5 separate regions of the Homo sapiens genome follow, and all the other regions are linked to region 1. A link is a loop called in an ENCODE intact Hi-C map of the cell type or tissue named here. Cell type or tissue: K562. All regions are shown on one strand. Links, peaks and the distances in the headings refer to the core of each region. The heading gives the core; the rest is flanking DNA. Region 1 holds the start of LANCL3 (LanC like family member 3). Region 2 has its middle 22 kb from the start of DYNLT3. Region 3 overlaps XK (X-linked Kx blood group antigen, Kell and VPS13A binding protein). Region 4 holds the start of XK (X-linked Kx blood group antigen, Kell and VPS13A binding protein). Region 5 overlaps LANCL3 (LanC like family member 3).

Region 1 (6,036 bases), core at 533-5,532:
GTGGGTCTTTAGAGTGAAAGGTAGAATATAGTAATCAGCATTCTAAACTATAGACCTTTTAAATAAACATATCAAGCTTCATAGAATGGCGTCTCATAGTATGCCTTAATAGAGGTGGCAGGTATAATGCCAAAACCTATGCAGCACAGTATTGCCTTGCTATTCAAAGCATGCTCTACCGCAACATCAGGATCACCCAGGAACTTGCAGCTCTACAAGATCTGCAGGTGATTCCTAAGCACATTAAAGTTTAAGAAGCACTGCTTTATTGGTTGAGCTTAAGCCATGAAAAATAATTGGAAGAAACTATAATTCATTCATTCATTCATTTAACAAATATTTACTGAAACTTTGGCAGTAGGAAAGGATTTCTTTAAACATGACACCAAAACTACCACCGTAAAGGAAAATATTGATAAATGGGACACCACTAAAATTGAGTGATATTTGCAAACACACACAAAGCTGGGCATCTAAAAATGTGTCAGGCAGTCTTGGCAATGAACATCAATGAAACCAAAAATGTCTACCCTTATGGAGCTTACATTCTAATCAGCGAAGACATAAATAAACAATTTAAGTAAAACAAATCACGAAAGGGGGATAAGTTGAGGGTGGGGTTGCAATTTTAAATAGGGTAGTCAGGAAAAGCCTCATTGAGGAAGTAAAGACCTATACAAGGCCAGGCACAGTGGCTCATGACTGTCATCCCAGGACTTTAGGAGACTGAGGCGGGCAGATCACTTGAGCCCAGGAGTTCCAGAACAGCATAGGCAACGTGGTGAAACTCTGTCTCTACAAAAAGTACAAAAAATTAGCTGGGTGTGGTGGCACATGCCTGTGGTGTCACCTACTTGGGAGGCTGAGGTAGGAGGATCGCCTGAGCCCAGGAGGTCGAGGCTACAGTGAGCCATGGTTGCACCACTGCACTCCAGCCTGGGTGACAGAGTGAGACTCTGTCTCAAAAAAAAATTATATATATATATATATACATACACACACACACACACACACACACCTATACAAGGTCAGAGATCTAGCTATAAATATCTAGAGGGAGTGTTCCAAGTAGAAAGAACTGTAAGAACAAACAGCCTGAGACAGGAAAGTAACTAAAACAGGAAGATGGCCAGTGTGGTTGAAGAAGAATGAGCAAGGAGTAGAGTAGGAGTGTAGGAGGCTAGATCATGTGGGGCCTTCTCGGCTATTTTTAAGAATCATAACTTTGTGAGATGACAAGCCACTGGAGAAAAAGTAATAGGGAGCCACTGCAGTATGTTGAGCAGGGAAATAACATGATGAAAAATGTCTTTTGAAATATTTGTTTCTTAGAGGTAGATGGAACGGCTTGAGTGGGAGATTCTAGCTCAAAGTATATTGCACTAATCCCAATATATGGTGATTCATTCATTCAACTATTTATTAGGTGGCAAAGATGTGCCCAGTAATGTGGGGAGGATCTAAATTAGAGCGATAACTGAGGGAATTGCCAGAGGAATGTGAATATAAATGACATCGGAGGGGAAGAAACCCAGGACATACTGAGAGATTATTTATAGAGAAATGACACAAATTCGCAATTCAATCTAATCAAGGTCTATGGATCACCTACTGAGGACAAAGTCCTGTGCTGGCTAGGATTTGCGGGGAGGGGATGGGGTATAAAACTTCTACTTTCCCCTCAAAGGGCTTCCAGCCTGGCATGCTTAGCCCCTGCCCTACACCTTTCAAGCCAGAAAGTCTTGAATTGACACAGCTGCAGCTGGCACTGGAACTAACTGGTTTGCTCAGGCTCAGGTTAAGACCTGTTTTTGTTGGTGGTGGTGGTGGGTTTTTTTTTTTTTTTTTTTTTGCTATCCTTGAAGCTTGTTCCATCTCCTGGGAGCAGGGGCCAAAGCACCTCAACTCGATTAGTAAAAAAAAAAAAAGACCTGGTTTGGCAGGAGGGCAGAAGAGAGGTCTTAATAGATGTCTTGTGTGGATCAGTGTTGCAGAATGGCCTGAACCACCAGTTTTTGGGCAGAGTCCTTCTGGTCTGCTTCCACCTGTGTGATCTAGTGGTCACACACTCTTCCCATTCCATTCTGGAAAAAAGGCCTCAAGGCATGGAAAGGGGAAGAGGCAAGATTAAGGAAAACAATTGGAAAAAAAAATTTGAAAATTGCCTGCTGCCAGACTACAAGGTGAGGGGAGCAGATGCAAATGCAATGCAAATGATATGTAAATATCTCTGTGGCCTTCTAAAAGGTTTTCTACAACTGGAAGGGCATTTGAAAAACTGCTGGCAGTTAACAGTGACTCAGAAGCAGAGCAAACTATTTCAAGACAACTTTGTGACATAAACCTTTGCTGCCCAGCTAACACAGTGCACATTCTTTAGTAATCTTTTTTCTCACTTGAATCAACCTCACCTGCTATTAAAAAAAAACCCTGTCTGCCTCTGTAGAGGTGATCTAAGTTAATTACTCTTTTAAAACACTCTATATACCTTTAATTTTTCTTCAAACGCCTTTCTCACCTAAATAAAGCCAAGTTAAATGTGTCACTTCCTCCCTAGAACAGTAGTTGGCTCCAGGGGATTATGAATGAAAGTGCCTCTCTCTCCGTTCTAGTCACTATGATCCTTCAGAGTTTTGTTCTTTTTCCTACTCCACAGGAACTGGCATATTCTCTTCTAATAACCACATGCTGATTTCAAAGTGAGTCCAGGAAAAAATATGTATGTGAAAACCAATTCACTTTTAGGAGCCACTGTAAAGTTATTCATCAAGAAAAGCTGCCCTGTCAAGAAAGCTGTGGTCTTGCCCATCCTAAGCAAATATTTTTAAGTGAAATAATGCACATTCAACCACAATGGGGTACATTTCCGGGTACGTTTCCGTCTACATTTATGTATTTTTAAAGGGGACACTCCTATCAGATATGCATTTAATAAGAGCCATGGGTTGAACTGAATAGTAAGCAAAACAGTAAACACATCAGACCCACAGCTGAGCAGTTATTCTTGGTTACAGACCCAGGGCTCCAGAAGCAACTTACCTCCACATCGGCCCCGAAAAGTTCCATTACTTTCTAGCACTCTAACATTCGAGGATGCCTCAGCTTTTGACAGCAGAGTCAAAGGAAAGGAAATCCCTTCCATTTCTGAGGTTTTCATCTTACTTGAAAGGGCCACACTGTCATCCCCCAGAAAGCTAACAGGCATCTGGAGTGATGCCACGTAAAAACACGAACAAAGCGCAGAGACGCCGAATCTCAACAAATGAGAGACTGAAAACGACAGGAAAGAAGAGGGACAAAAGCAGGAGATAGACCTCAAGGGACTGAAGAAATGCTAGCACCACACCAAGAGTAACAAAGACTTGGAGAGCAACTCGGGACAGTGCTGCCCGAGCCACGGAGTCCGGGGAAAGGAGGCCGGGCAGGCGGCGAGCGCCCTCCCGCGGCCCGGGCTACCTCTTACCTCCTGGGCGAGTTTCTGCTTGAGCACCAGCGCGGCACACAGGTAACCCGCGCGGCCCACGAACAGCTCGTCGGAGCCGCACTCCAGGAAGGAGACCGGCGCGCAGACGGCACACAGAGCCCGGAACTTGCCCAGCGGCTGCACGTAGTCGGACCGGCCCAGGGCGTGGTATACGAGCGTGGCCACGGCGTACACGCCCGCGCCCCCGAGCAGGAAGGCGGCGCGGGTGTCGGCGTCCGGTTCGCCCCACTCCTCAGCGCGGGCGCACGCGTCGATGAGGCGCTTAGCCGAGCGCAGGTAGCGTTCCCGGGCCGTGGCGAAAAGCGGGCTCTGCGAGACGTGGTAGAGCATATACGCCACTCCGGCCACGCCGCCATAAAGCCCCCCCTGGCAGGCGCTAGCCCCCGCCGTCGCCCCTCGGGCCTCCGCGCCGCCCCCGAGTGGGGGAAGCTCCTGGAGGATGCGCTCGATGGTGGCGGTGACCAAGGGCGCCACCGCCTCCTCACACTGGCCCGCCAGCAGGCTGCCCTGGTAGTCATCGAAGCGATTGGCGAAGCAGCGCTTGGTGTCCATGCTGTTGCCCGTGCCCCCTAGTGCGGAGCTGAGGACCGCTTGAAGTCGTGCCCTGCAGCCCCGCACACCACCTCCGGCTCTCTGAGGCACTCGGATGCCGGTGTATGCGGCGGGGAAGGAGCGAGAAGGATGAGACGGGAGGTGACAAGAGGAGGCGGGCAAGGAGCGGATGGCCAAGTGGGGCGCCGGGCTGCCGCGAGGCTCCCGAGTGGCCCGGGCGATCGCGGGGGATGCGTGTCCTGCGCCCCCCCTCAGAGGCCGCGCCCTCGCTGAACCCGCCCCCTCCTGCGCCGCCGCAGCTTGGCTGCCTCTTCAAGGGGCCGAGGTGATCTCTGGCAGGACCCACGCGGGGCCCGCGCCACTCCTCCCGCTCCGCCCCCGACTCCTCCCCTACTGGCAGAAGGCCGAGGACGTGCGGGACACTGATCTGGAACGCTGGGACTCAGCATACACACACCTGGCGGTAGAGGTGATGGTCTCCAGTCCCTTGTATACTCAAAGTGTGGTCCTTGGGTTAGAAGCATCAGCATCACCCGGGGGCATGTTAAAAACGCAGCATCTCAGGCTTCACTCCAGACCTATTGACTCCAAATCTGAATATTCAGCAAGATTGCCAGGTGATTCGCATGCACATTAAAGTTTGAGGCGCCACTGAACTAGGCTAGAGTAGCAAGACAAAACTGGGCGCCTTCTTTGAAGTTTGTATTTCATCTTGGTCGCTTCGGAGTTCTCATTATGAATGTTTCAATCCCAAAGGCTGGGGCATTTGAGCACATCATGTTTAATGCATTAAAACGGTGAAATACCCCATACAGGAACTTTTTTCCCAGCTTTGATTTTTGTATTGTTTTCTTCGAGTATACAGGAGTAAAAAGTCAAAGAACCACACCAGGTTAAGGCAAGGAAGGGGCACGCCCCTCCTGCCATGCGTGCATAGTAAAAGCTCAATACATATCTTGAGGTCATTAACTAGTTAATATTAGGATAAACGCTCTGTGAGAATTTAATTAGGCTTTTTATCTCCCCCTTCCCTCCCTTCTTTTCCCATGTTTGTCCTCTTCTGCTTTTTTCCCAAGGGCGTTGTGGAGGGTCTCCTATGTGTCCTGAAACCTGGAAATAGAGGGATGAATAAGATAGACATGGTCCTAGACCCCTTGTAGCTTACAATTCAGTAGGAAAAAACAGAAAATGAACAATTACACAAGCTAGTTGCCTTTCTTGTGCTCAGCTGTTTGAAATAATTCTGCCTTTCCCAAAGTGTTGACTCTTGAAGACTAAAGAGGTCACGTCTCCCAGGAGTATTTGACTTTTGATAGGGACTGTGCAAGACATAAAGGAGTAAGTGGCTCATAGAACAGTTTCTGATACTTTGTGGGGAGAGTAACTACTCCACTTACTTGAAAGGCCAGTTTGGAGGCATTTTTTTTTCCTCAGAAGTGTTAAATGTCACCATGATTGGGAAGCAGATATTAAATACCCTGCCCCTCCACCCTTACTTGATGTAGTCTGGGAAAGAACCTTAGTTTGCCAACATGATTGCCAGGACTGACACATCCACATAGTTCAAGGACAGTATGGCCATCGTCCCCCTTTGATGCTGCCAAAACAGGTTTATTTTTAATAATAATAATAATGATAAAAGTCCACTTTTAGGCAGGGAGCTTGATATGTTAAAGGAGGAAAAGGCATCAAAGAAGCAACAGGAATGTTGAGTTTCTCCTTGAGACTTCCTTCCTCATCCCTCAACCATAACAGACATTAGAGGTGATTTTTGTCCCCTCAGACAAGGAAACATAAAATAAAGCCTTTACCAGCAGAAATGAAGCCTTATTCCACTTCATTCCTCCACACCTCACTCACCCTTGTCATGAATCTAGAGGCAACTCTATTAATTCTGACTCTGATTATTCTTCGAAACACTCCAGCCTAGAGGTAGCGCCAGCAACAACAACAGGGATCTGCTAACTGGCTTCAAAATAGAACTGTGTGTAAACACGTCT
Region 2 (6,036 bases), core at 281-5,280, 250 kb before region 1:
CTAATGTTAAACTCCAGAATTTGAATTATTGCCCAGTTGAAGGCAGAAACGTGCTCTGCTGGTGAACCAGCTACAAAGAAAAAGGGAAAAAGGAGCCATTTTACCTCTCATGGAAGGAGTGAGGAAATAAAGAAATATCAGGGGTTTTATATGAATTGATAAATCTGTACATAGAGAACGACCTGAAAGAAAACATCACAAGTTGGGGATTAAGCACTGTTCCTTTAATGCTTACCACTGAGTCATATTTTTTTACACACTCTGTAGCCCAACATTATACAGGCCAAAAGAAACATGTCTGTGGGTCACATGTAGCCCATGGGTCATTAATTTGTCGGCGTTTCATAGCTCCTGCAGATTTAGTCTTCTAGTAGCCCCTCTCACTCTACCCCAGCTCCCTCTATTGATTGGGCCATCTGGTCAGACATTGCACTTTTTCCACCAATGGTCAACCGACAAAGGGAAGGAAATGAAGCCAGCTATCATCTGGACTTGAGGCCCCATCAGAACGTCTGGGTGCAACTGCTATTGTAGCAAGCTTGGTAATGTAAACTAGGGAGTTTACATGGACAGAACTAATGTTCTATGAATCATTAGCGTAGTCTTTCTAGAGGGCAATTTGGCAGCATCTGTCAAATTTTTAAGTGCTTATGTTCCATGACCAGAGTATTAGAGATCTATACTACAGAAATAATAACATGAGTGAGAAAAAGAAAAAAAGCAAAGAAGAATTTTCTTTGTAATAACAAATTTAAAAAATGAAAACAACTTTAAAGTGTCCACCAAAAGGGGAAGGGATAAATAAATTATGGAAAAGTAAAGATGAAATATCACTTTTTATTTTATGTATTATATGATTTGAAATAGTTAAACAATTACATATTAATTTTTAGTACTTAATTTAAATTACACAATACATGATATTGTTTTTCAGCCAAAACATCATGATATAACAAAAGCCTAAAATGCCCCTTGCCCTTCATCTTGTCTTCTCTTTGTCCCCCACCTTCCCATGTACTCCCATGAGGTAAAATATACTGTCATTTTGATGTATAAGATTCCAGGCTTTTCTGCACATTTACATGAATAAATGAATGTATTTTTTATTGTAAATAATATATATGATTCTGCAGACTGCTCTTTTTATGGAACAGTATGCCTTGGGGATTTTTTTTCATGTCAGTATATACAGACTCACCTTGTTGAGTTTAGCTGCCATACTGTATCTACAGTATGGATAGGACACAGTTTATTCATTTTCCTATTGATGAACATTTAGGTAGTTTCTACTGTTCCACTCTTACAAAACAATGCTGCTATGAATATCTTTGTACAAACTTCCTTGGGTCCATGTATCCACTTTAGAAGTGAGATTACTGGGTTATAGGATGTATACCTTTCAAATCTTAATAAATAGTGTTTCTTCTGTAATTTAAAAATAATACTTTGTTTTAAGAAGCGAGAAAACAATATTCTTAAAAATAGCAAGTGGCTCTCTCATGTACAGATATACAATGTATACATATATAGCTAAAGAGATCCTGTGCCAGCCCTTAAAATTATCATTCTAAAATGGAATTCATTGTGAATCACAGCTTACCCCCCAAAAAAGCACAACAGTCATACACACTGGGCCTACTGTTTTTGGCATGCTTGGGATATAATACCCGCCGTTCTCTTTACATATACTTATGGGTAGTGTGTGTGTGTGTGTGTGTGTGTGTTTGTGTACATGCAAGCATGTGTGTGTGTGTGTCTCTGTGTGTGTGTGTTGGCACATGTGTGCTGTATAGAACTTGCAACAGGGTTTCTTCTAGATGACTCGTCTGAACCACAGCAATTTCTGTGGAAGTTGGAAGAAAATTGATGAATGTAAGAGATATCATGGAGTTGGAATCCCCTGGAAATCATGATTGGTAGGTCTAGGCAGCCAGGCACAGAGCAAAACTAAGGATGTCATGAAGTTTAGTTTCTTGTTTGCTGAGCTGAACGAGGTTTGTTGAACTATCTAAAACCACAGGGAGCACTGTTCACTGGGGTCAGCTTCGTCGATGCTGATAGCTTTGTCTCTTTGCTGCCAACAGCAGCATTTGGTAAGGTGTAAGAAGGCCTGCATTCTAGTCCTGGCTCTACCTCCAATTGGCTATGTGATCTTGAAGTAAGCATTTCACTGCACTTAATTCATCTATAAAATGAACAGGACCTTTTTCACCTTTAATATCATGGACTAGCAACTCCAAACCAAGAATTGAACAGACATTTAGATATCTGTTACACATACCTAAATCTATACAAGCTTGCATGTAACAGATATACAATGCTAAATTAATTCTTTTCATCTGTGCAGGATCTATTCTGGTATTTTTTCTTCAAGAATACTTGTTGTAAGGTTTTGCAGAACTAAAATGGGACAAATAGAAGTGAATCCAAAGATGATGTAGATGCTTCCAACAAGTGAAAGCCTGAAGTGGGAAAATTTGGGATGCCCAGACTCATAGACTGGAAGGGGATAGAATGAGAAAGAATCATCATAAAGTTGTAGAATCCCAGACTTTAAGGTTGCCTATACAAACCTCCAAGCTTCAACAGATATCAGTTCTACAAACACACCTGGCAGATGGCTATGAAAGGAGCTTGTTTGTGGTCTGGACTGGGGGGTGTGTTTTACAGCAAAAGGTAGCTGTCAGGGTAATGTCTTCCATTCAACTGGTCCCCTTTAATGCTGAACTCAGAGTAAGGCAGCACGGACATGTTTCATGAAAAAGAAACCTTGGGAGATCTTTATGCTAAAACACACACACACACACATGCACTGCACACACATGTATGGTTGGTACAGGCTTTGAAAGATATTACCTTGAAATTATTGTTTTGTTTTATCTTCAAAGACTTTATCTCTTCATGCAGTTTAGCTGTGTGGCCACCAGGGGACAGAAGGATGCCATTGATTGTATTGTGAATGTAAGCCTCGAAGTTTGTGCTCTCCCTAAGATTCAAAATGATGGCTCTCTGCTCATTTTGACCCCCTACCCAAGATATATAGTCACATATATCCAGCTTTTTCTATAAAACGAATGCCTTTGCTAAGCTGATTAAAATATGTCAAACTTTAAACTCATCATGCTGGAACCACATTTCCTAGGCCCCTGAAAAACAGCAGCAGTCTCTGGTTTGTAGCAACTCTTTTTCAGAGAAATCACTGGAATTCCAATTCCTTCTGTTTTTTTAAGGTCTCTCAGCTGTGTCTCATTTGGATTCCTCAGTGGCCTTTCCAAGGCCTCTTTTAGCCTAACTTCCCAAGACTCATTCTCCTTTGCTGGTCTCTTTCTACAAACGCAACATGGGGTTAGGTCAGTAATTCATGCAGTAAATATTTACTTTGTATTCACTGTGTGCCAAAACAAGCCCAGGCTCTCAGGAAACAAATAAAACTTTTCTGTCCTACAGCTTACATTCTAGTGAAAAGGCAGACAATAAACAAATATGTTCAGATGGCAATAAGTGCTATAGAGAGGTAATAATAAGAAATAGGAGAGGGAGATTGGGAGTTATTCAAGGAGGGGATGGTGGCAGGGCTGCTATTTTAGATGGTACTGTCAGAGCATATTTCTCTAATAAAGATGGCATTTCAGCTGTGACCTGAAGGAGGTGAGAGAGCAAGCCACATATTCCAGGAAGTTGGGGAGGGGCACAAATGTAAAGATCTTAAGGTGGCACTAGTTTCAGTATGTGTGAGGGGCAGCAAGGTGGCCAGTGTAGCTGGAGCTCAGTGAGAAATGGAGAGAATGATGGGAAATAAGATCAAATAGGTGACAAGAAATCTGATCTTGTAGGACCATATCTGTGAGATGATGCAGCTCTGACAGTTTTGAGCAGAGGATTGACATGGTCACTGTGGCTATAGTAAGAAGTGTGGGAGAAGGGATCATATTCTGGAAATGGCTTGAAGGGAAAGTTGACAGGATTTAATAATGAATTGTATGTGGTAAGTATGAGAAAGAAGAGTCAGGGGTAGGCTAAATATTTGGCCTAAGCAAATGGAGTTTCTATTTACCGGGACAAGAAAGACTTGGGGACAGGCAGTGAGGTAAAAAAGAAAACTAGAATAGTGTGTGTGTGGTCCTGAAAGCCAGGTGAAGAAAGTTTTGCAAGGAGGAGAGAGTGATCATCTGTGTCCTACACTAATGAGGTGGATGGCATCCCTTCTGGCTGTAGCTGTCGCTACAGGTGTTACTTGCCTCACAGACTCACTGACATTGCTGTGCTTTTCTGCCATGTCAGATACTTGCTGGATTGGGAAATGGTCCTCAAGTGTTAGAGACAATTCCACATGACCTCAAAACATGATGGTCCTCTATAGTCTGTTCTCAGTTCCCAGTTTCCTGGAGCTCAACTAGTTAACAGACACCTGAACTCTCATCCTGCATCAGGGGACAAAGGGACACACTACTCAGTGCTGCATTCAAAAAGCTCCTCTCCACCACACTCTGTTCAGCTTCCGGAGCAAAGTCTGTGAGAGGACCCCAGCTTTTTCCTTTTATAGTGGTTCTTTTCCACCTAGAATGCTGCCGGGGGTTGAGCGTCTACCTCAGCTCTCCCATACAAATCCTAGGGCGTCAAGCAATACTGCCTGTTTCATGGCCATTAAACCTTCATGTCCAATCTACGCAGATAATCCCAGGCACTCCAGGACTCACAGTGGCCCTAGACATACAAGCTGTACTGCACTAAATTAAAGAATCGTGCCATAAGCATTTTGCTGAGTAAATGGAATTACTAAAATAGAGACATGTTATTCTCACCCAATTTTTAGCTGTTTGTTTAACATCATAACATAATTTTGCTTTTATATACTGTCACTAATTAAAATTTAAGTTTGAAATTATCATTCTCTTCCAAGATCAGTTTTTGAGATAAACCCCTACCCCTTCTTCCCATCCCAGTCAATTTTATTATCTCCATTCATTTACCATGACTCTTCATAAATATCTTACGAAGGTATAGGGTAAGCTTAGGGGGAAACACGTTGTCCAGATTCAAGTCCTAACTGATTTGTTTCTTAGATGCATGACATTGGGAAAATTGCTTAATATCTCCATGACTCAGTTTTCTCTCCTAGAAAGCACAGATAATAATTGTTGTGAAGATTAAACAAGATGAAGTATGTAAAGTTCCAGGCACATTGTAGAAGCAAGAAGATAGAGTCCATCTTAGCTTGGGTCCATAAGAAAGAAAAATGTTGGCCCCAGTCAACATGCAATGATCACATAATGTAGCAATAAATAAGCTCTAGTTGCTTTAAGCCATTGAGATTTTGGGGGTTGTTACTTCAGCAGAACCAGGTGCTGACTAAGTAAAACAGAAATTGATACAGTGGCTAGGGCATACTATAACAAAATCTAAAATGAGTGACTTTGACAGAGTGGTAGGTTGGTGGGTGTTAAGGAAACATATTGAAGACTGAAAAGATGAAGATCCCTGTTAAGCAGAGGCAAAGCATTTGTTATAAATGTTGCCTATAGTCACTTGGGAAGAAAATCATGTGCCTATTGAATGTGTAGATTTGGAGGGAAAGATGGAAAACATAATGCTAGTAGTCTGTTGTTTGCTGTTAACTGAGAATTGACTGGCTTGACAGTAGAAATGATGGAAACGTCTCAGTATCAACTAAAGTTTATGGACTTTGCACATAATGCTGTGACAGGTTGGAAGAGCTTTGAGATTGCCCCCTTGACAGTAGGTATACTATCAAGAAATGAAGAAGTAAAGCAAAAGGAGTAAACACAAGCCAAATCATGAAATCTCTTTTAAGCCACATTAAGGAGTTAAGTCTCTTTCTTGAAGCAGCAGGAAGCCTTCAAGGGTTTTTGAAACAGGGATGACATGAGTGGCCTGGAAATGAATTTCTTATCAAAATTTAGAAGAGGCTAACATCTTATAAACAATATATGTGCACAAATCAGATCATGCATAATCTGAATTAAAATATCCTCAGAAACAACAAAGCATACATAATATAAAGTAAAAATAAAAATT
Region 3 (6,036 bases), core at 630-5,629, 140 kb before region 1:
AACTAGGCAAACATCTGTTCAAAGGCATCAGAGATCTTCCAAAGCAGTGAGTACTCCTGGGGCTAAGACTTTTGAAAGAAAAAAAAAATCTCTCGAGAAAATTCTGAAGCTGCCTTTTCCCTCAAGACATTTTCCCAAATGAAAATGAGTACTAAGAAACAAATAATATGAATACAACTTATAGAAATCTCTCAAAGCTGGTGGGTATGGGAGCAAATATTGACATTCAGGCCCCATAATGATCCTGGTGTACACCCAAAGCTTTCTAGTAGAAACTCAAAGGACATCAGGAGTAAGGATGACTGGAAAGAGATTAAGCCCTCGCAAAGATTGATATAGATTTCAACCATCTCAAGTCATGACTGAGTCAAGTTGATCTGCATCTAGTCCATCTGACTGCCATAAACAAAAGCAAAATCTTCCTGGAGAAAGATAGTTCATGCAGAGCCTCAAATTTTCTCTAGTTTTTTTCTTACAAATACCTGGCATTAAATTAAAAATAACATGGTATGCCAACAACAAAAAATGGCCAAAATCCAAAAATAATAATAGATAATAAAAATAGACCTGTAGGAGATACAGATTTTGTAATAATCTGACATGGACTTAAAATAACTATAATTTATATGATTTTAAAATTGTGTGACAAAATTGGGAACTTATCAGAGACTGGAAACTATTTTAAAAACTCAAATGACAATTCTAGAACTAAAAAAATACCATAATTACAATTAAGAAATAAACAGGTTTAATAGCAGATTAGATACAGCTATAAAGATAATTAGTACTCACTAGAAGGTAGGTCAGAAGAAAACACTCAAATGGAGAAAGAAAAAGCATGAAAAACTTACAGTAGAGTGGAAATGTCCCAGATAGAGAAAAAGAGAGAGAGAAAGAGAGAAAGAGAGAGAAAAGAATGGCTCTGACATAATATGTGAAGCAATGAAGGCTGAGAATTTTCTCAAACTGCTAAAATATCAAACCACAGATTGAGGAAATGCTACAAAACTCAAGTAGGTAAATATGAAGAAAACCACAACTAAGCATATCATGTTAAAATTGCTGAACACCAAAGTCAAAGAGAAAGTCTTTAAAAGCAGTCAGAAAGTATAAGTAGACAGATGAACTTCAAACGAGTAACAATAATGACAGAGGACAGTAGCATCTCAACAGAAATAATGGAAGCTGGAAGATGAATGATAATCTAAAAGTAGGAAGTAACACAGTCCCAAAGATGAAGGGAAAAGAAATACATTTTCTGTCAAAACAAAAATGAGGAGAGGGAATTTGTCACCAGCAGATCTGCACTAAAGGAGAGATGTTAAAAGTAGTATTTCAGGCCCACAAGAAATGATCCTATGTGGAAGCATGGAGATACAAGAAGGTATGAACAAGGACCAAAAGGGTAAATACAACTCAGTTTTGTAATGAGCGAAAATACCTGAACAGTCATTTCACACATGTGTATGCATGCACATACACACACACAAACATACCCCTAAAATGGCCACTAAAGACATGAAAAGAAAATTAGTTCATTAGTCATAAATGCAAATTCAAACTACAATGAGATACTATACATCTACTCCATCACAAAAAGTAAAACCAAGTGCTGGCAAGGATATGGAGCAACTGGAACTCTCATACACTGCTTATGGGAGTGTAAAATGGTAAAACTGCCTTTGCAGTCTCTACTGAAGCTAAACATTGACATTGCTTTCAGCCCAGCAGTTCTACTCCTGCATATACATGCAACAGAACTGCATATATATGTGTACTAAAAGGCCCGCACAAGGATATTTACAGAAGCATTATTTGTCATAGTCACAATCTGGAAATAACCTAAATATTAATCAAAAGCAGACTGTATCAATACATTGCGGTATATTCATACAATGGAATCCTATACAGCAATGCTAAGGAACAAACTTCTGTTACAAACTGCAATATGGATAACTTTCATGAATACAGTGTGAGTGAAAGAAACCAGAACCCTGATTCCATTTACATAAAATTTTAAAACCCAGGAAAAAATAATCTGTAGTGTGAGAAGTCGGCTTTCTGCTTAGTGGTTACCTTTGGGGGAGGTGGGTGAGGAAAGTGACTGAAAAGAAACATAAGGAGTCTTTTGGGGATTCTGATACTCTTTTGTTTCTCACCTTGGATACAGAACTACATGAGTAAGTTTACTTTGTGATAAATCAAGATTTGCCCTTATGATGAGTATAGTTTTCTGTGTGTACTTTATACTTCAATAATAATATGTATTTGAAAAAACTAGGTACACTATTACTATACTTAGTAGGCACTCGATAAATGTTTATTAGATTACAATTTTTAAAGGCAAAAAGGACTATCATTTCATTGTTACAATGAAGTTGTTTCAGAGATATTTTTCCCTACCCTGGCAAAATGCCAAGTAGAAAATAGACATTACATAAACCCCTATTTAGATTACTATAGCAAAACTCATTCTGCAGATATAACCAGTATGATACCCTAGTACTGTTAAAAGAAAATTCTTAAAGTCTTACTGACTAAGATCTCACTGTTACCAAAATCTCTCTTGAACATCTGCCAGTTTACCAGATGTTTAGTCAAAAATTGAGGACTCTTCCTTCAATACATATTTATATCTTGTTTTGTTCTCAGAATTGTGAGAACAAATACTATGGCCCATCACTCACAACCCACATGATGTGATTATAACTGTATACTCTATAATCCTCAGAGGTCCTGAGTGATTTTGTTCTTTTCTCCCAGCTGTATTTCGATTTCTTGCCTAAGTACCTGGATGACAAGATCTCCTCCAGCTCATCTTTCTTATGCAAAAAATTATTGCACTCTTAATTCATGACAAGGGACTATTGTAAGAATTTTACAGGTATGAATCACTTAATTCTAACAACAATCCTATAAAGTAGATACTGTTATTATCCTCATAATAGAGATGAGAAAGTGGAGACATAGAGATGTTAAGTAACTTTCCAGAGATCACTCAGCTAACAGAGCAGGAATTCCAACCTAAGTAGTCTTGCTCCAGAATCGTAGCCTTAACCAGTAGGCTCTTCTGCCTAAATAAATATAATTAGTCTATTTCCCTAGCAGTGGTCTCAGCTCCACATTTTATCTCTTTTATCACTTGATGGCAGGAAGGAGTCTGCTACCCTTAAAACTGCCCAGGACCCTAAGGAGTCTGGAGAATCCACCAAGCGTACTTTGAGGATTTGTCCAATTCTTCCTTGCTTCCACTGAGCCCAAATTTCACGTCTGTCTTCTATTATGTGAATATTTCATATGTAAAGACCTTCTGAAATCATGCTGGTCAGGCACCCGGGAATGGGTAAGCCTCACTATGCTAAGCTGGTTTCTGAGAATTGCCTCTCAAGGAATAACCAATGATCAGAGAGAAGTGGGGCAGAAGCAGATCCCTCTATCTGCCCTAGCAACTTGTCCTCCTTCCTTATCATCCTGCCTCAGGCAGAGAAAAGGGACATCAGTGAGTTGAGTTACACCAAAAAAACAAACAAACAAACAAAAAAACTCTTCCTTTAGATAGCCAGATCAAGGAAGTAAGATCCTAGACTCATGTATGGGGCCCTCTATCAGCAAAATGGTAGCAGCAAAATGGTATCTAACAGCAAAATGGTAGCAAGACCACTCAGAATCCCAAGATAGAGTTTCTCTATTCTACTGCAGATTTTCAGGTAGGGCAAGGCATCACAAATCCTCTTAAAATGTAGCTACTCATGTACAGTGAACCTTGTAAATAATTCAGCATGGCCATTAGATCCTCCATGACTGAAGCAATTTCTTGTATTTTTCCCTTTGCCAACCCTTGAACCACAGACACTCACAAATATTTGCATGCACATTCTTACCTCCACTAATCTTTTCAACTACCACAATAATCCTCAGTGTACTTTTCCTCCCAATCTATCTTCCCTTCCCTCTTTTCAAATACTTTATTTTTTGTTCTTCTTATTTTATGGTCATGTTTGGTATGTGTCCATGGTTGTAAACAACATGAAAGCCTTTTAGAAACAGGTAGGATATAAAGAATAAACAATAAATGGTTTGGACCTTGTGAGGATATCACTTCTTCTGTGTGTGATTATACCTGCTCAGTGCCTCTAATTCTATGCAGCACTACCAAGACCTACTTACTTTACAGAGATGTGGGTGAGGAATCAGAAGGTCTATACTGGATATTGGATTATTCAAATAGCTATATAAGCAGCAGTTACACGTTTCCCTAAACTCAGGCACAGCCTTGACAAGACACCCTTGTGTGGAGGTGGGTAGGAGGCATATGTCTTCCCGCTGTGTACCACTAAGTAACTTCCATTGACTTGTGGTCACAAACTCCAGGAAAAAATCAGAGCCGACATCATGCCAAAGCCAAACCTAAGTGAAAACTCTTGGTGGGTGGATGGAAGCATTCTCCCCCCTGGCCCATTTGGAGGTGGGTTTAATTTAGGAGGAATGAATATGAACCCACCTTCAAGTCTTGTAGACTTAATATAATCTTATAATAAGCATACACCATTACACAATCATATGGACCATTGTTTAGGTTGCTATAGCAGCTATGTATACTATACTGACTATAGCTGAAAATGACCTCTGGTGCAGAAAACCATTAAATGGAATTGTTGTTAGAAATGTAAGCCAATAAAGTGAAAAAAGTACCAGGGCATCCAATCTACTATCAGATATATACAAGTTATTTCTTTCTTGGATTTGCAATATGTGACACAGACCATAGATGGCCTGCAAAATCTAAAATATTTTTCTTCCATACCTTTACAGAAAAAGGTTGGCCACCCTGCAATAGAACACTTTTCTGCCACAAAAATGAATAAACTAAGTTTACATTCATCAATGTGTATAGTTCTCAAAACTATAATGTTGACTGAAAAAAAATGCAAGTTTCAGAATGTTATTTGCAGTGTGATAAAGTTTAAAGACCTACAAAATCAATATATCCTATTTATGGATACTGTGCCTATGCAGCAAAGTTATAAATCATGCACAAGAATGATAAACTCTGAAATCATGACAAGGAAGACTCACAGGGTGCCCCAACTATACTATAAATTTTATTGCTTAGAAAGGAAAAAAATATATATCTAAAGCAAATATGTCATGTAAAGATTTGATAAAGCAAAGAGGACTATATATACACACACACACACACATATTTGTATATATTTGGAAATATATATATATACACACACACACGTATACATGTATATATTTGGAAATATATATACACATATATGTATATATTTGGAGATATATATATATATACACACACTATACACCTATATAATGCTTTTCTAGAGAATCCTAACACACCAACAGGGCTGTAGACGATTGAGCAACAATAAATGTGTTATTTAAACCATTAAGTCTTTGGTGGTTTGTTTTTCAGCAATAGCTAGCTGATACAGCAGAGACCTCTCACCCCCTTTCCAGGCATATGGCACCACAGTCTTTATTCACTCCAGGCTATTCCCTCAAGTCTCCCTCCTTCAGGAATCTACAAATGAAAAGCAGGCCTCAGTCGCTATGCTTATAAATACTCCTAAACTCCAGGGTACACACAACAAGCTATCTCTAAGGAAGGTGAGCAACTGTTAGATAGGCCTATGGGTTCCCAGCTTCGTAAGCCAGGGAGTGGCTTGGCTACCCTTGTTGCTAGCACCCTTCATCTTGAAATTCTATTTTAAGTGGCTTCTGGAAGGGAGGAAGTAACCTCTCACCATAAATAAGTTACAGAAGATCCTATTCTCTTCTGCCCTTTCTCCCCAGGTAAGTCCTTTTAGAATTGGAAGGTAGGGGTATGTGAGGTTGACTGTGGTAGTGTTAGTTTGTCACTCTCAGAAAATTCTGAAAGAAGAAGACTGGCCAGTCCTTAGTGGCTTTTTTTTTCTGAATGTAATATATTCAGCACATGGGCCAGATGTCATTTCTGCAGGAAAAGGAAAAGTCCCACTTAATTTCTTATTATATAAGAAATAATTTCTAACA
Region 4 (6,036 bases), core at 310-5,309, 110 kb before region 1:
CAGACCACAGGGCTTACCTGGCTAGGAAGGACTAACTCTCTCCTCACTAAATGGCTCCAGGTTGCAGGACTTTTAAAATTCCCCTCCCTCCCTTTCTTTTTCCCCAGACTCTTCCCCAGCTATCAAGAAGTCAGCAGCAACCTCCCACTCCTGCCAGTGTACCTGTTTATTTTCCTTTCTAGGATTCTGCAGCTTCTGGAGGCTGAGAAATTTGTTCACCAAGTTTGCTGTGACTGTGTGCAAACTACAAGTCAGTAGTTTGTGTGTCAGCTGGAACAGTTTTCTTTAATATGAGGTGCAAAAATTTTATGGCCAGGCGTGGTAGCTCATGCCTGTAATTCCAGCACTTTGGGAGGCCTGGGCAGGAGGATCATTTCAGCTCAGGAGTTCCAGACCATACTGGGCAACATAGAGAGAACTTTAGGAGGCCCAGACAGGAGGATCACTGGAACTCAAGAGCTCGAGACCAGCCTGGGCAACATAGGGAGACTCTGTCTCTACAAAAAATACAAAAAAAAAGAAAGAAAAAAGAAAATTAGCCAGGCATGATGGCGCTTGCCTGCAGTCCTAGCTACTCTGGAGACTGAGGCAGGAGTATCACTTGTGCCCAGGAGGTGGAGGATGCAATGAGCTATGATCTTGCTACTGCACTCCAGCCTGGCTGATAAAGCAAGACCTTGTCTCAAAAAAAAAAAAATTATAACTTTGTAAAATTTATCTTGCTCCTCAATGTGTGTGTGTGCGTGTGTGTGTGTGTGTGTGTGTGTGTGTGTGTAAGAGAGAGAGAGAAAGAGAGAGAGAGAGAGAGAGATTTCCTGGTAGGGCTAGCTGAATTTTCTGGCAGCTGAGGTGTCTCTCTGGCCTTTCCATCTCTTCAAATTCCTCTGTCGCCTATGTCTAAAATTCAGTATTATAAACTTATTTCTAATCCAAATGGACGGCCTTTGTTTTGCTTTTCCTATAGTGATGAAAGGTACTAAAACAACACATTTTAAACTCCTTAGATAAGCCAGTCTGTTTTATTACCATGTATTTCTACTTGCTTTGTGTTAATAAAAATTAATTTCCAGAAATGTCACCAACAGTTTTTCTTTACTTAACACACAGCAAGTTTTGTTTTCATGGTGCATTGTGCACCAGCTTTAATGGCTACGTTTATAAGTTTGCCAGGGCCGGAAGACATTTCTAGAACCCCATATGTTTCCATATCCCATAATATTCGTAACGCCACCAAGAGAAAAGAATGGTGCATGGATTTCTTGACTTCCCTATGAGAATTAAATACTGTTAAAGCTTTTAGAACAGTGCTTGGCACACAGTAAGCTCCATGTGTTTGATAAATTAAAATTAAATCACCTGTACATGCTGTCCCCGTAACCACAGCTTAGAACACACTTCCCAAGGGTTTGTGACAACACAAGCCAATCCTGTCAGAGCCTACTTGACCCCAGAGAAACCAATGTCTTTAATGAGGTTGAACCACAAGAAACTGCCATTTTTGTTGGTCAATTTCAGTTGAATGTTGGCTATTTCATTTGACGGAACCTAACAGGAATTCAGTGTGCCCCAACTTTATAACCATTATGCCATGATTCGTCGCGTTCCTGACTGGAATAATGGGGCTGAGGGGCATGGCGGACCGGCTTGGGGCTCAGCCACCTGTCTCCACAGGAAAACCGCCTCCCTCCACTCGAGCAGGTGGGGAGATCAGGCTACAGGACCGAGGCTGCGGCCTGGGGCTGGCTCTGGGCTTCTGCACGCACCTGAAAAGGGGCCCAAGTTGCAGCAGGTGCAGCAGCAGTACGAGCGGGCGGTCGCGGCTGAGGTCGCGGTGTACGAAGAGAAGCGTGAGCTGCACGAGCGCGCAAGGCAGTAGCGAGAAAAGCAACGTCAGCGCCTGCCACATGCGGTCCCCGCCCGAGCGGTAGGTGCTGCTCAGGCTGAGCGCCGCCGTTGTCTCGGCCACGAACAGGAACACGGACGCCAGCACCGAGGCCGGGAATTTCATCTCCGCGCGTCAGCGGCGCTCACCGGGGACGGACGCAGTGGCGGCGGCTGTGTGGCTGTGGCGGCGGCGGCCGTTGCCCGAGGGGCTCCCAGCATGCCCAGCCCCAAACCGCTCCCGCGCTCTGCGCAGCCCGCCGAGGGCACGCGGGCCCGGCCGACCGGCCTGGGCTCTGGAACTGGACCTGGTGGGGGCGGCCGACCTGGCTGGGGTGGGGTGGGGTGGGGCGAGCTGCGCAGCCCCGCCGGGACACGCCCACGCGCTCCGTGCGCCGCCTGCTCGCTCGCTCGCCAGTGCCGGCTGCGTCTCTGTGGTGACCGTCCCCTGGCGGGCCGCGAACCCGCGCCCTACGACGGCTCAGGCCATGGAGCGGGAGCTCAAAAGGATGCAGTTCGCCCTGCGGGCGTCGCGCGCAGCCTCTGGGTCCTAGAGTCCCTTGGGTCCTATCTTGGGAAACCGTTCACATCCCTTTGAAAAACTGCAACCACCCGGGCCCAGAATTGGAGTCCGGGCGCCTTTCTAGCCCAGTCTATTTTCTGGGCCGAGGAAACGCGTGATTCTTCAAAGGGCCAGCATTTCTGGCCTTTTAAAAATAACCAGACCACACAGAGGCTTTTCAAAGTGCAAGTATATTGTCATGCACCCACCACCAAGTGGGAAAAGATTTCACTTTTCACTGTGCCATGTGAGCATGTCCCTTTGTCTTCCAAATACAGTGGTCTGAAGCATTGCTTCCAGTGGTGAAAAGGCGTCAAAGATCGTCTCTAGGAACCTGTCCTTACCTCCCAGAAAAACTGCCTACAAAATATATTCCTCTGTAACTGTAAGTAATTCAGGGCAAAGATCAGGGCCTAATAAGGAAGTAGTTTTTTTTATTCCAAGACAGACCTCTGCTTATTGGTGTGCCAATACCAAGACTAACACAACTCCTTTTAGCCCATTGAACTTTCCACCATCTTCTTGATATCAGGATGTACTCAGTCCACCCCCGTCCCTCAGACCTCGATCAAGTCACTAAATCTTTCTGAAACTCAGGTTCCATAAAGGGATTAGACTTAAATAATTATAAGATCTCTTCCCCTGTTGAAATTGGGTGATTTCAATCTTCAGGCATCTCTGGCATTTTTCTATTTAGGAAAATAATGTAAACACAAATAGAATATAAAGATTCAAAAGGAATCAAACCAAAAAAGAGGTACAGGGAGAGAATGTGGTGGGCTGTTTTTCTGTTTTTTATGTGGCATGAGAAAATCCATTTATGAGTTAAGGGGCAGATTCAGCCAGCAGCTGAGAGGTAGCAGGCCCTTTCCCTAAAAGGATTACTAATGTCTATTTATAGAACCCAGAAGGCCACCATGTCCTGGGCCAAGATACATACACTGCCACAAATACAGAATCAGCAGCAACACTCCACAGAGTATTTGTGTAATGTTTTACTTGACATCATGGTTAGCTTTAAAGGAAAAATTGGTAGCTTAGAATTATTAATCAGGACACTGAATATTTAGCATTAGATTTTATTTTAAGGCAAAGGATTATCACAGGTTTTACATTAAGTGTACTGTACATAAATGTATTATAAGGAGGGGCAATAAGCCAATAAATAACATCGCTTTAAACACTATAAAGTCCAGTTTATAGCGAATTATTTTCTACAGTACAAAACGAATACAGAAAACACATTTGGAAAGATCACAGTGTTTAGAACATTGTAACAGCAGTTGTAAAAACCATAAAGTGCATCTCTAAGCTTCTGACTCTATCTTGCTTATAGAGATTTCATTATACCATGCAGTGGGCTGTGAGCAAACTCCCACATGAAAGGGAAGCAATATCAACTGACTAGTACTATCCCCTGCAGAACAACCAATAACAAAAGCTAAATTCTGATGAGCATTTGCAAGTTGATCCTTCTTAGTCTGCACACCAGCTAACTTGCTCCAGTGATCACGTCTTTCTGTATTATCATTTGCCATTTTGTCCTTGAAAATAATATATATCTTATAGCTTATGATTGCTAATTTCCCTGTCAGACACCTCAATGGGTTTTGACTAAAGATTAATGTCATGTATTGCATTATACTTTTTCACTAGGACCAAAATACCCATTATTTTTAAAAATATTATGTACATAATAATAGACTTATAGAAAGTGATGTTTTGGTATATTAATATGTAACATACCAGAATACTTGAGAATTTGGTTTTATTATAAAATACAGTAGTATGACATTTTGTGATATAGTAAAATATCTGGCAAAATATTCTACTCTAAATTTAGACCTAATTGCTGCAGATGTCTTTGAAAGAGCCTCAAAGTGCCCCTAAGGAAATATAACAATTAGCAAGAGGTCATATAACCTGTTATGGCAAAGACATTTTTAAAAAGCCTTTCATTTTGTGTCCGAGTCTTTCAAAATTTTACTTGTATACAACAGATAAGTGCTGTTTGATTTAGTGCTAATGGAAATTAGTAGGATTTTAAAGTAGTAACAACCAATCACTATTATTTTTTTTTATAATTTTATGTTTTTAACTCTGCATTTGTGCCAAGGCAAATATATTGCAAATAGTACAATTTTATTAATAATACTAATTCTTTGATCAGTTCCTCAAAATTCAGTAGTACTTTAAATAATAGTAGTTATTCATTCCTAGATACAATTTGAAATAAGCAGTTATACTATATTGACAGAGTATTTCTTTGTACCTCCTCATAAGTAAGAAATTGCCCTAATGTGCAGTTTGTGAAATGTATCATTAGGAAGGTGAGCTTTGTTTTTTTCAATGATACAATTATATTTCTGTAAGTATTGTGATTTATGCCAAAAAAGCTTTTTGGAGCAGTAAATTCTATTCGCTGGGAAATACACATTCCAAAACTAACATGTGGTGCTTGACCCAGTATATATTCACCAGTATATGGCTTTGCAAAGTGCTCCCCCTAATAATTTGATTCTACGAAATCCATTTTTTAATGTTTGTTAATTTAGAGCCATTGGATTAAAGATATTAAAATTCAGACTTCCAAGAAGAGTTCCCCCAGATGTTCAAAGTTGAGAAAGCTGTACCTTTTCAAAGATTGGGCCGTCCTTCCTTAACAGATTCTAAAACCAAACTTCTGCACTTAGAATATTCCATTTCTACTGCTAGAGAGTCTATGTGCAACTCATGTTACATTTTGCATTTTCAAGAACATAGGGATTCTACTGCTGCTACAGTATTCAAAAGACATCTTTAATATTGAAATAGCAAAGTCCTAAAAAACAAAGACAAAACGGATGATCTAAATCAATCCACATGTTTGAATATATCCACATATAAGGGTTACCACATTCAATATGAACCAAATTCAGCAGCAGAATTAATTATATTGGTAACTGCCACTTAAGCATAGATTTTAAAATGAAACTTGTGGGGACAACGTCAGAGACCCCACTAAAACCAAGTTGCAAAAAGATCACTTGTTAAAGATTGACAGTAGTCAATTATAGTCTGTATCTTTAAAACTGACTGCTATGTCACAGCTACTTCATACATATTACTAGAACAGTACACATTAAAGCATGTACATTGTCACCACACACAAAATATAAAAATATTGGGAGGCCGAGGCGGGCGGATCACGAGGTCAGGAGATCGAGACCATCCCGGCTAAAACGGTGAAACCCCGTCTCTACTAAAAATACAAAAAATTAGCCGGGCGTAGTGGCGGGCGCCTGTAGTCCCAGCTACTTGGGAGGCTGAGGCAGGAGAATGGCGTGAACCCGGGAGGCGGAGCTTGCAGCGAGCCGAGATCCCGCCACTGCACTCCAGCCTGGGCGACAGAGCGAGACTCCGTCTCAAAAAAAAAAAAAAATAAAAAAATAAAAATAAAAATAAAACATCAGCAAGAATTGCATTACTCTACTTAAGAAACTGTATGTATTTGGTGTTTACACATATACACATTCACATATCCCCCACCACACCCCCACATCTTTTTAGAGTGTTCACCGTTTCTGAAAGAATAAGAGGAAGGTATATATTTT
Region 5 (6,036 bases), core at 646-5,645, 80 kb before region 1:
GGCCCAGAGCTCACCATTAGCCATTACAATTCAATAGTCTGTTATAAACACACTACTATTAAAAACTTCAAAACGTTAGTGGCTGAATCCTACTTCCCTATGCAGAGGCACTATTTTCAATCGTGTGTGAAAAGTTTTCACAATGTTTCAGCAAAATCAGGCCAATGAGCTTACAATCTAGAATAAAGATATTAGTCTTTAGTGAAAGTAATTGTTAAAATAGCTACATTTCTGTCAGGTAGACTACGAAAACAAATATTAACTTGTGATTTGTGTTATGTATCAGTATAGGTTTTTAAAGAAAATTTTAAAGTATTTCTTATTAAATGACTAGTAATGACCTATGGCAAAAACAAAATCTTCCAGCCTTTATTTGGTAGTATCTTAGAGACTTTCTCCTTCCTACAGGCCCATGCAAACACCTTCACTTACCCAAGTATTCGGTTCCATAGTAAGAATACATCAGGGGGAATGGTTTCCTCTTCTTTATGGCATACTGCTTCCCAGAGTCCAGAATTGCCTGACAAATTGACTTGATCTGTGCTGGAGTCAGCACCTGAATAAGGAAATCCAGAAGTAGAAGTCAAAGCAGGATCTCCTTTTTCCTTAGACACTGAATTTTCTTGCTTAAGAAGTCTAGCATCATATCCACAGAATCCTGTACTATATGTAAATAAACTTAGTCAACGAAAATTTATTCTTTTTTTACCACTGATTCTTCCTTTGTTGTCAAGTTGTCAAACCTACCCTCTTTAGAAAACTTGCCATTTCGGTGGAAAACACACACCTTTACAGCTATAGGTTGCTATAAAATACAAAGACTACCTTATGGCTGTCATATCATTAATCCTTGTCACAGGAACAAGGATTTGCTCAGAAAAGAACAAATAGTGGTCCTAACTGATTATGCTTAACAAAGCTGTTACTCCTGGTGTACAGTGTAGGTCTGGCCCAAACATCAGACCTTCAATTTGTGTTATTTAGACTGTGCTTATAAAGACTGTACTTATAAAGCCATGATTCTGTGATAAGCTGCAGTATGACGGACTCACTGTAGGCATTTGTACTACCTGAATGAAACCAAAGTCCAATAGTGTCAACACAAAATAACTTCTAATATCAAAATGACTCTGAATAGAGAATGGCTAAAATGTAATGACTTGCAGTCTTCCATGTTTTATTCAATCTGTCCACAGTCGGTTTTAGGACTATAGAGATTAAACGGTTCTCAAGCCTTCAAAGCATCATTGCATTTATTAAGATTCTGCTCAGGTTAGCCATATGTTTTGCATCCTGCCCTTCCTGGGACAAATTAGATGTTCCCTTTGGCACACTCCCTTTATGACAGTGACATTTGCTCTGCTGCACAGCACTGTTGTGTTAGATCTCTCTCTGTTGTGTTAGAGCTCTCTCTTTCTCTCTCACTAGACTATCAGTTCTTTGAGAGCAAACACTGTGGCACCTCATAATTTTGGTATCCTTGGTGCCTAACACAGAGTCTGAGGGGGGTCCTTCACAACCGATGAGTGAGTAAATAAGTGACAGTTTAACTGGTATGAAATTCAGAGCCCTCCCTCCCTTCATTCTTTATTCGCTTCCTCCGTCCCTCTCTTTCCCTCCGCTCCACGATTGTTTCTTAAGCCTCTACTACATTCCAGGCAAGACTGTTCTGGATGCTGGAGATATGACAGTGAGCAAGATAGACAGAACCTGTGCTCTCATGAAGCCAATCTTCCCAAAAGGTAGACCTGCACAGGAAACGTACTGGTCAGATTAACCAAAACTAAAAAACATCTAAGTTTAGTCTGATTGAATGAATCTGGGATCAATAAAAAGTCCGTTGGATTTTGGCCTCTCTCCTAAAACTGACACATTTAATTTTCCTACCCAATATCCAGCATTAGACCAGCCAATTCCTTTTGAAATAAGTTTCTAATGATTTATTCATAAATTGCTCCTCTGATTTACCTGGTATTAGAAGGAAAAAATATAATCCAGCTTTGGTTTCCCAAAATCTAGCATTTAATTTGGAAAAATAATTACTTCATGAGGATACCATTCATTAATTAATTCTGCCAATTAACATTTATTGAGCTACTATTCCAGTAAGGTCCCACACTAGGTGTTGTGGAGAAATTTGAGAAACCATGAGACATATTTTTTCCCTACAGGCAAGTTACCATCCAGCACTGGAGATGAGATATAGACAAGAGTCTACAATAGAGCAACTAAAGCTCATGAGCCTAGAGATAGAAAGAAACAGTAATGCAGAGTAGGTAAGATGGACTCGGCTTCAGTAAGACTACATTCTCTTTTTTTTTTTTCTATTTGCTGAAATAATGATGTCATGGCTTTCAACTTAAATTTCCCTTTTATTAACCACTCTCTCTGTCTCTTAAGTGTACTCCTCCTAACATTCCTGAAGACCCTATCTTCCTATGCTGCATCCCCACTGTCCTATCATATCAGCCCCAAGTCTTCTTTCCTTAGCTTAATAGCAAATTTCTCCTAAATGATTAAATACAACCATTCAAATTGCTACCATAATTTTCATTTGGTATTGAAAACATTTACTCTTTGTGTCTTTATCAGTGCCAACTGATCTTAAGTTTAGTCTTACACTACTTAAAATCTTGCATCATCATTTGTCTCAAATCAACCCCTCTTTCTCAGAAACCTGCTAAAAGCCCTGAAGGGCATGCACTTAATTGGACTCTATCCTGATTGAATCCCATAGTCTTCTGGGAATATATCTGGCTCTGCTCAATATTGATTTTGAATCCATATGACAGAGGAAGTTTTTGTGGTAGGAAACAGTCACTGAATTTTCAGGGATGTATTCATTTGCACTACTAAAATTTTTCCTATTTGACTTTCATGCCTATAACTGAAAATTGGCTTATTTCCCCAGCTGAACATTTATTCATATGTTGTGTGTGTGTGTGTGTGCATGTCTGTGTACGTGTGTGTTTGCCTGCTTATTTTTAACCCAGAAAAAAATCAACTTACACTATATGTGGTGCCCTCCCCCTTTCTTTCTATCCCGAATCCACAGCTTAGAATAGGGAATGAGTTTATAAAATATTATTTCAAAACCTCCCATGGTCATGTATCATGTCTGGGTGGTTTCCTCTTATCTCTCAGAAACACTGTGAAAAACAAAGAGAAACCGGCGCTTGTTCGGCTGGATAGAGACCAGTTATGCATGCAGTTCTTTATCTCTGGGAACAGACAAGACCTACCCTCAGTTTACTGATCAGCAAATAAAAACTAAAAACAGAGTTCATTAAAAGCCTGTGTGTGGGGAACACTGAGGAAGAGTATTTTTCGCCCCCGAACAAACAGTACAGAAAGAAGAAGGGAGTTGAGATTCTGGGGTAAGGGCTTGAGCTTGTTCTCCTGTGTCTGCTTTCTCAAATATCCCTCCACTCTCTGCCCCTAGTACACAGGAGCACAAGCATGAGCACACCCACTGCCTCCAAAGATGGCCTCTGTGCTTTTGAGACACTCTGAGATCCTGGGAATGAGGGAGCAGCATTTCCGGTGGGGGAACAAAAATGACTAGGAATGGCAGAGCGGGGCTCCCTGGCCATCAGGCCTTCACCAAACAAACCCAAATTATTCCCTCTCCTGTAGTTGTAGCCCCTAAGATCAATGCATTTGTTGATATTTTGGATGGAATAGATTCTTTTCTTTTTACATTGAATTAAAATAAATTAAGATATTTCAAAAATACGAAGCAAATCTGAGGTGGTTTGGTTTAAACCGTTTTGTTTAGTTTAACTGATTCACTTTACTGACCTTGTGAAATATTCCTATTGGTTTGGCCTGAGTATGAAGAGACAAGAGGGCAATAAAGCTCATACTATATTTCTTGGCCCTGCCTGAAAGTCATGCTATGACTGAACTACCTCCATGCAGAGGAGAGATGACTTTCTTTGAAAAAAAAAAGTCAATAAAAAGGACCAAACCACAGAATGCTGGCCTCACCACTGACTCCTTCCCAAGGCAAGAGTCCTACCTACAGGAAGTGGCAGTCTTTGCTAGCTGTATTTCTTTTTCTAGGCATCAAACACCTCCTGCCCCTCCCCCATCAGCACTGACTGAATATGCGAATAGCAACTAAGTCTTGGGTGTGCCAGTGTCCTAAGGCATACAATGCCAATCAAATTCCTCCTCTCAACAATTTGAAATGCATGTTCAAAAAAAAAAAAAATGAAGCTGTCAGCAATCCCAGCTGCTGCTGAAGACAGGTCAGGAATGGGTCCATGCATAAACTGAGGTCAACAGGGAGTAAGCAGGGGCTGTGATGGAGAAAAACAGAATAAACCACCCAGCAGTGAGAGTGAAAGGAGACTGACCAGCAGTGAGAGTGAAAGGAGACTGACCAAACACCACATGTTCTCACTCATAGGTGGGAATTGAACAATGAGAACACCTGGACACAGGAAGGGGAACATCACACACTGGGGCCTGTCATGGGGTTGGGGGAGGGAGGAGGGATAGCATTAGGAGATATACCTAATGTAAATGACGAGTTAATGAGTGCAGCACACCAGCATGGCGCATGTATACATATGTAACAAACCTGCACATTGTGCACATGTACCCTAGAACTTAAAGTATAAAAAAAAAAACTTGCAAAAACCAGAAAAAGAAAGTTTATTATATCAGTAAAGAGGGATTAGGAAAAAGGACACAAATAAAAAGAATGTGAGTGTGCATATTCACATTATTTCTATTTTCTAATATTGGTAAGTCTTTTAATTAGTTAAAAAACATAAACTTAACTATAAAGAATAACAAAATTGCCAACTCTAAAGACTTTAAAAAGTCATAAAATGAAACAAATTTAACTGCATGTCAAGTTAAAGGCATAACCGCACAGATAAAATAATTAATTTTTTAAATAATGGTTTTTTTCATTGTGGAAGACAGTGTGGCGATTCCTTAAAGATCTAGAACTAGAAATACCATTTGACCCAGCCATCCCATTACTGGGTATACACCCAAAGGATTATAAATCATGCTGCCGTAAAGACACATGCACATGTATGTTTCTTGCTGCACTATTCACAATAGTAAAGACTTGGAACCAACCCAAATGTCCATCAGTGATAGACTGGATTAAGAAAATGTGGCATATATACACCATGGAATACTATGCAGCCATAAAAAAGGATGAGTTCTTGTCCTTTGTAGGGCCATGGATGAAGCTGGAAACCATCATTCTGAGCAAACTATCTCAAGGACAGAAAACCAAACACCACATGTTCTCATTCATAGGTGGAAATTGAACAATGAGAACACCTGGACACAAGGTGGGGAACATCACACACTGGGGCCTGTCGTGGGGTGGGGGGAGGGAGGAGGGATAGCATTAGGAGATATAAATGACAAGTTAATGGGTGCAGCACACCAACATGGCACATGTATACATATGTAACGAACCTGCACATTGTGCACATGTACCCTAGAACTTAAAGTATAATAATAAAAAAAAAGAGAAAAAAAAAAGAGAGTGAAAGGAGACTGCAGCAGATATGCTAAAAGAAACAATGATACCAAGAGAGAAAGTTAAAGAAAAGTAGCTCGTCCTTATAGCTCCCTCTTCCTAACAGTTTAGGGCTACTCCCTTTAGGGCTTCCTACCAATTTTCCATACAATACCCACCCCCATACTCCGCCCTTTCTTTTTAGTCATTTGAGAGTCTCAGTTTCTTGCAAAAAGAGCCTAACTAGAATAGATATGAATATAAAGCCAAACCTTTCATTTGTCGTTTCATCCCTCACATAAACACATCAGTTTTCCTACCTACCATACTAGATCCTTTCACTCAAAATAACAAAGATACCTGCATCTATGGTGCATGATAAGGTACATGCTAAGACTCTTCTGGGCATGGGACCCGGCATTGGGGCTTTTTTTTTTTTTTTTCCCTGAGATGGAGTTTCACTCAGTCACCCAGGCTGGAGTGCAGTGGCACGATCTTGGCTCACTGCAACCTCCACCTCCTGGATTAAAGCAATTCTTCTG

What was found. A loop is a pair of places that touch in the nucleus more often than their neighbours do. Peaks named below come from ENCODE experiments on the same cell type or tissue, not always from the same donor. Only the 100,000 strongest peaks of a DNase experiment are listed, where the experiment ranks them.
Region 2: a loop joins it to region 1, with 12 times the contacts of the local background. A loop is called at or near these places in 11 of 110 quality-filtered maps.
Region 3: it touches region 1 in a loop (2.8-fold over the local background); 3 of 110 quality-filtered maps call a loop at or near these places.
Region 4: it touches region 1 in a loop (6-fold over the local background); 7 of 110 quality-filtered maps call a loop at or near these places.
Region 5: a loop joins it to region 1, with 5 times the contacts of the local background. A loop is called at or near these places in 2 of 110 quality-filtered maps.

The regions. Positions count from the first base shown.
Region 1 is chrX:37,569,871-37,575,906 of GRCh38, reverse strand. It overlaps LANCL3 (LanC like family member 3), which reads right to left and starts at 4,246. Exons shown (of 5, transcript NM_001170331.2): 1 at 3,464-4,246. The coding sequence starts at 4,036. In K562, for the core only: a CTCF peak has its summit at 3,431 (motif pointing left); no DNase peak of the experiment used is centred there; H3K4me3 peaks cover 1,338 bases.
Region 2 is chrX:37,822,316-37,828,351 of GRCh38, reverse strand. No RefSeq gene overlaps it. Among named protein-coding and RNA genes, the nearest start is that of DYNLT3, 22 kb to the left of the region's middle. In K562, for the core only: a CTCF peak has its summit at 2,922 (motif pointing right); no DNase peak of the experiment used is centred there.
Region 3 is chrX:37,714,302-37,720,337 of GRCh38, reverse strand. The region is part of intron 2 of XK (X-linked Kx blood group antigen, Kell and VPS13A binding protein); the gene reads right to left. Among named protein-coding and RNA genes, the nearest start is that of XK, 32 kb to the right of the region's middle. In K562, for the core only: a CTCF peak has its summit at 3,579; a DNase peak (open chromatin) is centred at 3,447.
Region 4 is chrX:37,681,934-37,687,969 of GRCh38, reverse strand. It overlaps LANCL3 (LanC like family member 3), which reads right to left. Exons shown (of 5, transcript NM_001170331.2): 5 at 3,507-6,036. XK (X-linked Kx blood group antigen, Kell and VPS13A binding protein) reads right to left here and starts at 2,179. Exons shown (of 3, transcript NM_021083.4): 1 at 1,764-2,179. The coding sequence starts at 2,008. RefSeq lists enhancers at 1,367-1,876, 1,877-2,388 and a silencer at 2,058-2,437. In K562, for the core only: no CTCF peak of the experiment used is centred there; a DNase peak (open chromatin) is centred at 2,229; H3K4me3 peaks cover 1,590 bases.
Region 5 is chrX:37,650,208-37,656,243 of GRCh38, reverse strand. LANCL3 (LanC like family member 3) reads right to left here. Exons shown (of 5, transcript NM_001170331.2): 2 at 433-556. Among named protein-coding and RNA genes, the nearest start is that of XK, 33 kb to the left of the region's middle. In K562, for the core only: no CTCF peak of the experiment used is centred there; DNase peaks (open chromatin) are centred at 3,153 and 3,453.